Regions from separate parts of the Homo sapiens genome. Here region 1 is linked to region 2. Evidence: read pairs that join two places in POLR2A ChIA-PET (ENCODE). Cell type or tissue: OCI-LY7. All regions are shown on one strand. Each heading gives the region's core, and the rest is flanking DNA. Links, peaks and the distances in the headings are about the cores only. Region 1 overlaps PRKCI (protein kinase C iota). Region 2 has its middle 18 kb from the start of CLDN11.

Region 1 (2,921 bases), core at 139-2,638, 100 kb after region 2:
GCGAAGGTTGCAGTGAGCTGAGATTGTGCCACTACACTCCAGCCTGGGAGACAGAGCAAGACACCATCTCAAAAAAAAAAAAAAAAAAAATTGAAAATTAGCTGGGTACCATGGCTTATGCCTGTAGTCCCAGCTACTTGGGAGGTTACACAGGAGGATCTCTTAAGCTCAGGAGTTCAATCAAGGCTGTCGTGAGCTACACTACAGCCTGGGCAACGGACTGAGACTGTTTCTCCTAAAAAAATAAAAACAAGTATAAACATTGATATGGGCCTTAATAACATTACAACCTGCTTTATTACATTAATATTCAATTTTTTGGCTGGGCATGGTGGCTCACCCCTGGAATCCCAGCACTTTGGGAGGCTGAGGCGGGTGGATCACTTGAGGTCAAGAGTTCAAGACCAGCCTGGCCAACATGATGAAACCCCGTCTCTACTAAAAATACAAAAATTAGCTGGGCGTGGTGGCGTGTGCCTGTAATCCCAGCTACTCAGGAAGCTGAGGCAGAATTGCTTGAACCCAGGAGGTGGAGGTTGCAGTGAGCAGAGATCACACTACTGCACTCCAGCCTGGGTGACAGAATGAGACTCCGTCTCAGAAAAAAAATAATAAATTAAAAAAAAATTGAATTTTTTTTTTGTTTTAAAAGTTTTCTAAAAAGCAGTTTAGAAAGTGGTTTTAAGTTTTTAAAGCTGTGATATGTTAGCTAAGACAATAAAATTTGGCCCGAGATAGGCCGGGTGTGGTGGCTCACATCTGTAATCCCAGCACTTTGGGAGGCCGAGGTGGGTGTATCACCTGAGGTCAGGAGTTCGAGACCAGCCTGGCCGACATTGTGAAACCCCCCCCATCTCTACTAAAAATACAAAAATTAGCTGGGCATGGTGGTGAGTGACTGTAATTCCAGCTACTAGGGAGGCAGAGACAGAACTGCTTGAACTCGCGAGGCGGAGGTTGCAGTGAGCTGAGATCGTGCCATTGTACTCCAGCCTCGGTGACAGAGCAAGACTCTGTCTAAAAACAAACAGAACAACAACAAAAAATTGGCCCAAGATAATAATGAAACCTAATAGTTGAGTAATCAAAATTTACATACCATATCCCAATCAACATTTCGGAAGAACGGGTGTCCCTGAATATCAGCAAATCCTGTTTGAGGATGACAACCCAATCGTTCCTTAGGGTCCTATGGTGAAAGAAATGTTTCAAGAATTGGGTGAATGTCATGCTTTAAAATAAATCATCTTTGTGATCTGTGTTGTGTGCCCTCACATGATACTCTTATTTCTGAAGTTGGAATGGTCTACCTTTTATTTCTAGAAAGTACAACTCCAGAACAAATTGAGTTATTTGAAACTTGTGATTCCTCAAGGCACTTTCTCCACCCATCATGTAATTAAAACAGAGAATCATCACCAATTCCTTGCTAAAGAAAAACAGGAGGAAAAAGAGAACAGCAGAATCATTTGACAGCACCCAGCCATTTCTTTGCATGACCTAGTGTGAGAGTCAAAACATGCAAACCTCCAAACTTCATGAGAAGTTTGTTTTTAGCTTAATTTAAAATCCCCATGCCCAATTATAGCAACAAACCACCACCTGTGTAAGACAATGATACAACCATTATCTGAATCACTGGACTGAGGAGCCTGCAACTTATAAAAAGTCTTGGCTTATTCATCACTATGAATGAGAATATGTTCCCATTTTTCTTTCTGATAAAAGGTATTTTATTTTGCATATCAACACCTCTTGCCTTCATTTTTCACTATGTGAAAAATTAGGTTTCAAGTTTAAATCTTTCCTCACATAAATTGTTCATTTTTTAAAAGGCTTCAATTTCTTATTTTATTAAAACTCATTATCTTATCTATTTACCTTAGAAGGTAAATGTACATCAACTTTTCTATCATACCATTTATTTAAAGTAGAATTTATAATTGCCAAGACCACACTCCTAGATCCTAAAACTCCTCTAGCCTACCAACAGCAACAAACAATTGAATGATGTTCACATTTTTAAGAGCCAAAGATAGCATTTCATTTCTTCCGAATCTTACCTAATTATAGCATTTTTGACATGAGAATTTGTAGGGAGCACTGCGGCCCACGTGCTCAAAAAGTACATGGTAATAAATAGATTCTATGGATAATGATACAGAGAAAATGGAAACAGAGTTCAAAGTACAATTATGGCTAAACCCAAAGATTAACTCTTCCCCTATGTGAGAATATGGTATATATTATTTACACATACACAAAAATTATGTAATATATAGCTGGGGAGTAAATTTTATTGCCAAAATGGAAAGGACAACTAACTTATCTCAGGATCTAATGCTGTCAATTACTCTTTGGGTAAGAGACAAATTCTGGGTCAAACTGAAAAAGTTACATTCTCTACTGTTTTGGAATTTTACATTTCCCAAACCGCTACTGACCAGTTTGATATATATAGAAAGAGACAAATCACAAAATATTCTTATACACAATTTATACCTTATTAAGAAAACTCTTCAGAACACTTGCAGCTTTTACAGACAGAGAACGTGGTATGCGAATTTGTTTTTCCAAAATAACTAGAAAGATAAAAATTATAGTATTATATTTAACTTTTACATGGCTTTAATCTTTTTTCTTCTTTTTTGAAAGGGGCTTGTTCTGTTGCCCAGGTTGGAGTGCAGTGATGCAATCACAGCTCACTGCAGCTTTGACCTCCCGGGCTTAAGCAATCCTTCCACCTCAACCTCCCAAGTAGCTGGGACCACAGGCGCCACCATCACGCTCGGCTAAATTTTTTTTTTTTTTTTTTTTGAGATGGAGTCTTGTTTTGTCATCCAGGCTGGAGCACAGTGGCACGATCTCAGCTCACTGCAACCTCTGCCTCCCGGGTTCAAGTGCTTCTACCACTTCAGCCT
Region 2 (2,921 bases), core at 151-2,650:
GAGTTTCACTACATTGGCGAGGCTGGTCTTGAATTCCCGACCTCAAGTAATATGCCCAGCTCAGCCTCCCAAAGTGTTGGGATTACAGGCATGAGCCACTGAGCTTGGCCTATTTATTTATTATTTAGTTTTTTTTTTTTTTTTTTTTTGAGACGGAGTCTCGCTCTGTCGCCCAGGCTGGAGTGCAGTGGCGGGATCTCGGCTCACTGCAAGCTCCGCCTCCCGGGTTCACGCCATTCTCCTGCCTCAGCCTCCCAAGTAGCTGGGACTACAGGCGCCCGCCACTACGCCCGGCTAATTTTTTTGTATTTTTAGTAGAGACGGGGTTTCACCGTTTTAGCCGGGATGGTCTCGATCTCTTGACCTCGTGATCCGCCCGCCTCGGCCTCCCAAAGTGCTGGGATTACAGGCGTGAGCCACCGCGCCCGGCCTATTATTTAGTTTTTTGAGACAGAGTCTCACTCTCTTGCTCACGTTGGAGTGCAGTGGTGTGATCATGGTTTCACTGTAGTGTCGACCTCCCTGGGCTCAGGTGAGGGACTCTTTAGTAACTAGGACTATAAGTGCTTGCCAACATGCCTGGGCAATTTTGTGCATTTGTATTTTTTGTAGAGATGGGGTTTCGCCATGTTGCCCAGGCTGGTCTTGAACTCCTGGGCTCAGGCGACCTGCCCACTCAGCCTCCCAAAGTGCTGGGATGACAGCATGAGCCACCATGTCTGGCCCAAATAACCTGATTTTAAAATGGGCAAAGGATCTAAAGATATTTATTAATAGAAGACATACACACCTGTTAGAATGGCTATTATCAAAAAGACAAAACATAAGTGTTAGGATGTGGAAGAAAAAAAAACTTGCATACAGTTGGTAGAAATGTAAATTAGTACAGTCATTATGGCCAACAGTATAGAGAGTCTTCAAAAAATTAAAAATAGAACACCATGTGATACAGATATCCCACTACTGGGTATATACCAAAAAAATGAAATCAGTGTGTCAAAGAGTTATCTGTACTCCCATTCATTACAGCACTGATTTGCAATAGCCAAGATATGGACTCAACCAAAGTGTCCATCAATGGATGAATGGATAAAAAATATGTGGTGGCTGGGCACAGTGGTTCATACCTGTAATCCTAGCACTTTGGGAGGTCAAGGCAGGAGTTCAGGAGTTCACTTGAGCTCAGGAGTTCAAGACCAACCTGGCCAACATAGGGAGACCCTGTCCCTACAAAAAAATTAAAAAATTAGTTGGGCATGGTTGCACATGCCTGTGGTCACAGCTGCTCCGGAGGCTGAGGTGGGAGGATGACTGGGGCCCAGGAAGTCAAGGTTGTAGTGAGCCAGCAGCCCAAGACCCTGTATCAAAGAGAGAAAGAAAGAAAGAGAGAGAGAGAGAAAGAAAGAAAAAGAAAGAGAGAAAGACAGAAAGAAAGAAAGAAAGAAAGAAAGAAAGAAAGAAAGAAAGAAAGAAAGAAAGAAAGAGATAGAAAGAGAGGGAGAGGGAGGGAGGAAGAAGAAAGAGAAGGAAGGAAGGAAGAAAAGAAAGAAAGAAGAAGGAAAGAGAGAGCAAAAGAAAGAAGAAAGAGAGAGAGAAAGAACAAGAGAAAGAGAGAGAAAAGAAAAAAGGAAGGGAAGGGAAGGAGGAGAGGGAGGGGAGGGGGGAGGAAGGGGGAGGGAAGGGGGAGGGAAGGGAAGGGAAGGGAAAGGAAGGGAAGAAAAGGGAAAGGAATGGAAAGAGAAAATGGGGTATATGTAGCATATATACAAAATGGAATGTTATTCATTCTTGACAAAGGACAACCTGTTATTTTTCAACAACACGGATGAACCTGGAGCATATTATGGGGTGTTGTTGTTTTTCTTTTTAGAGACAGAGTCTTGCTCTGTCGCCCAGGCTGGAGTGCAATGGTGCGATCTCGGCTGACTGCAACTTCCATGGAGGATGTTATTTTAAGTGAAATCAGCCAGGCACAAAAAGACAAATACCATGTGATCTCACTTATATGTGGACTGTAAAAAAGTCAATCTCATAGTAAATTGGTGGTTACCAGAGCCTAGAGAGATTGGGGAGATGTTGGTCAAATAACACAAAATCTTAGTTAGGAGGAATAAGTTCAAGGACCTATGTTACATCGTGGTGACTACAGTTAATAACAATATATTATATACTTGAAAATTACTAAGAGAGTAGATTTTGTGTCCTTACCACAAAATAATAAGAATGGGAGGTAATGCATATGTTAAATAGCTTGATTTAGCCATTCCATGTGTATACACATATCAAAACATGATGTTGTACACCATAAATGTATACGATTTTAATTTACCAATTAAAAGTAAAAATAAGGGCTGGGCGCGGTGGCTAACGCCTGTAATCCCAGCACTTCGGGAGGCCGAGGTGGGCAGATCACGTGGTCAGGAGATCGAGACCATCCTGGCTAACACGGTGAAACCCCGTCTCTACTAAAACTACAAAAAATTAGCCGGGCACGCGCCTGTAATCCCAGCTACTTGGGAGGCTGAAGCAGGAGAATCGCTCGAACCTGGGAGGCAGAGGTTGCAGTGAGCCGAGATCATGCCACTACACTCCAGCCTGGGTGACAGTGCGAGCCTCCGTCTCAAAAAAAAAAAAAAAAAGTAAAAATAAGCCATCGGCAGAATGGATTTTTAATAATGATCTAATGGCCGGGCACGGTGGCTCATACCTGTAATCCCAGCACTTTTTTTTTTTTTTTGAGACAGGGTCTCACTCTGTCACCCAGGCTGGAGTGCAGTGGCGTACATCTGCCTCCCGGGTTCAAGTGATTCTCCTGCCTCAACCTCCTGAGTAGCTGGATGGTGAGTACAGGCATGCACCACCACACCTAGCTAATTGTTTTTGTATTTTTAGTAGAAATGGGGTTTCACCATGTTAGCCAG

Evidence for each region. ChIA-PET counts read pairs that join two places held together with the same protein. Peaks named below come from ENCODE experiments on the same cell type or tissue, not always from the same donor. Only the 100,000 strongest peaks of a DNase experiment are listed, where the experiment ranks them.
Region 1: POLR2A ChIA-PET joins it to region 2 with 5 read pairs; 4 of 35 experiments call an interaction of 5 or more read pairs at or near these places.

The regions. Positions count from the first base shown.
Region 1 is chr3:170,295,572-170,298,492 of GRCh38, reverse strand. It overlaps PRKCI (protein kinase C iota), which reads right to left. Exons shown (of 18, transcript NM_002740.6): 15 at 2,503-2,582; 16 at 1,100-1,189. Among named protein-coding and RNA genes, the nearest start is that of SKIL, 61 kb to the left of the region's middle. In OCI-LY7, for the core only: no CTCF peak of the experiment used is centred there; a DNase peak (open chromatin) is centred at 1,592; H3K4me3 peaks cover 512 bases; H3K27ac peaks cover 1,242 bases.
Region 2 is chr3:170,399,303-170,402,223 of GRCh38, reverse strand. No RefSeq gene overlaps it. Among named protein-coding and RNA genes, the nearest start is that of CLDN11, 18 kb to the left of the region's middle. In OCI-LY7, for the core only: no CTCF peak of the experiment used is centred there; no DNase peak of the experiment used is centred there.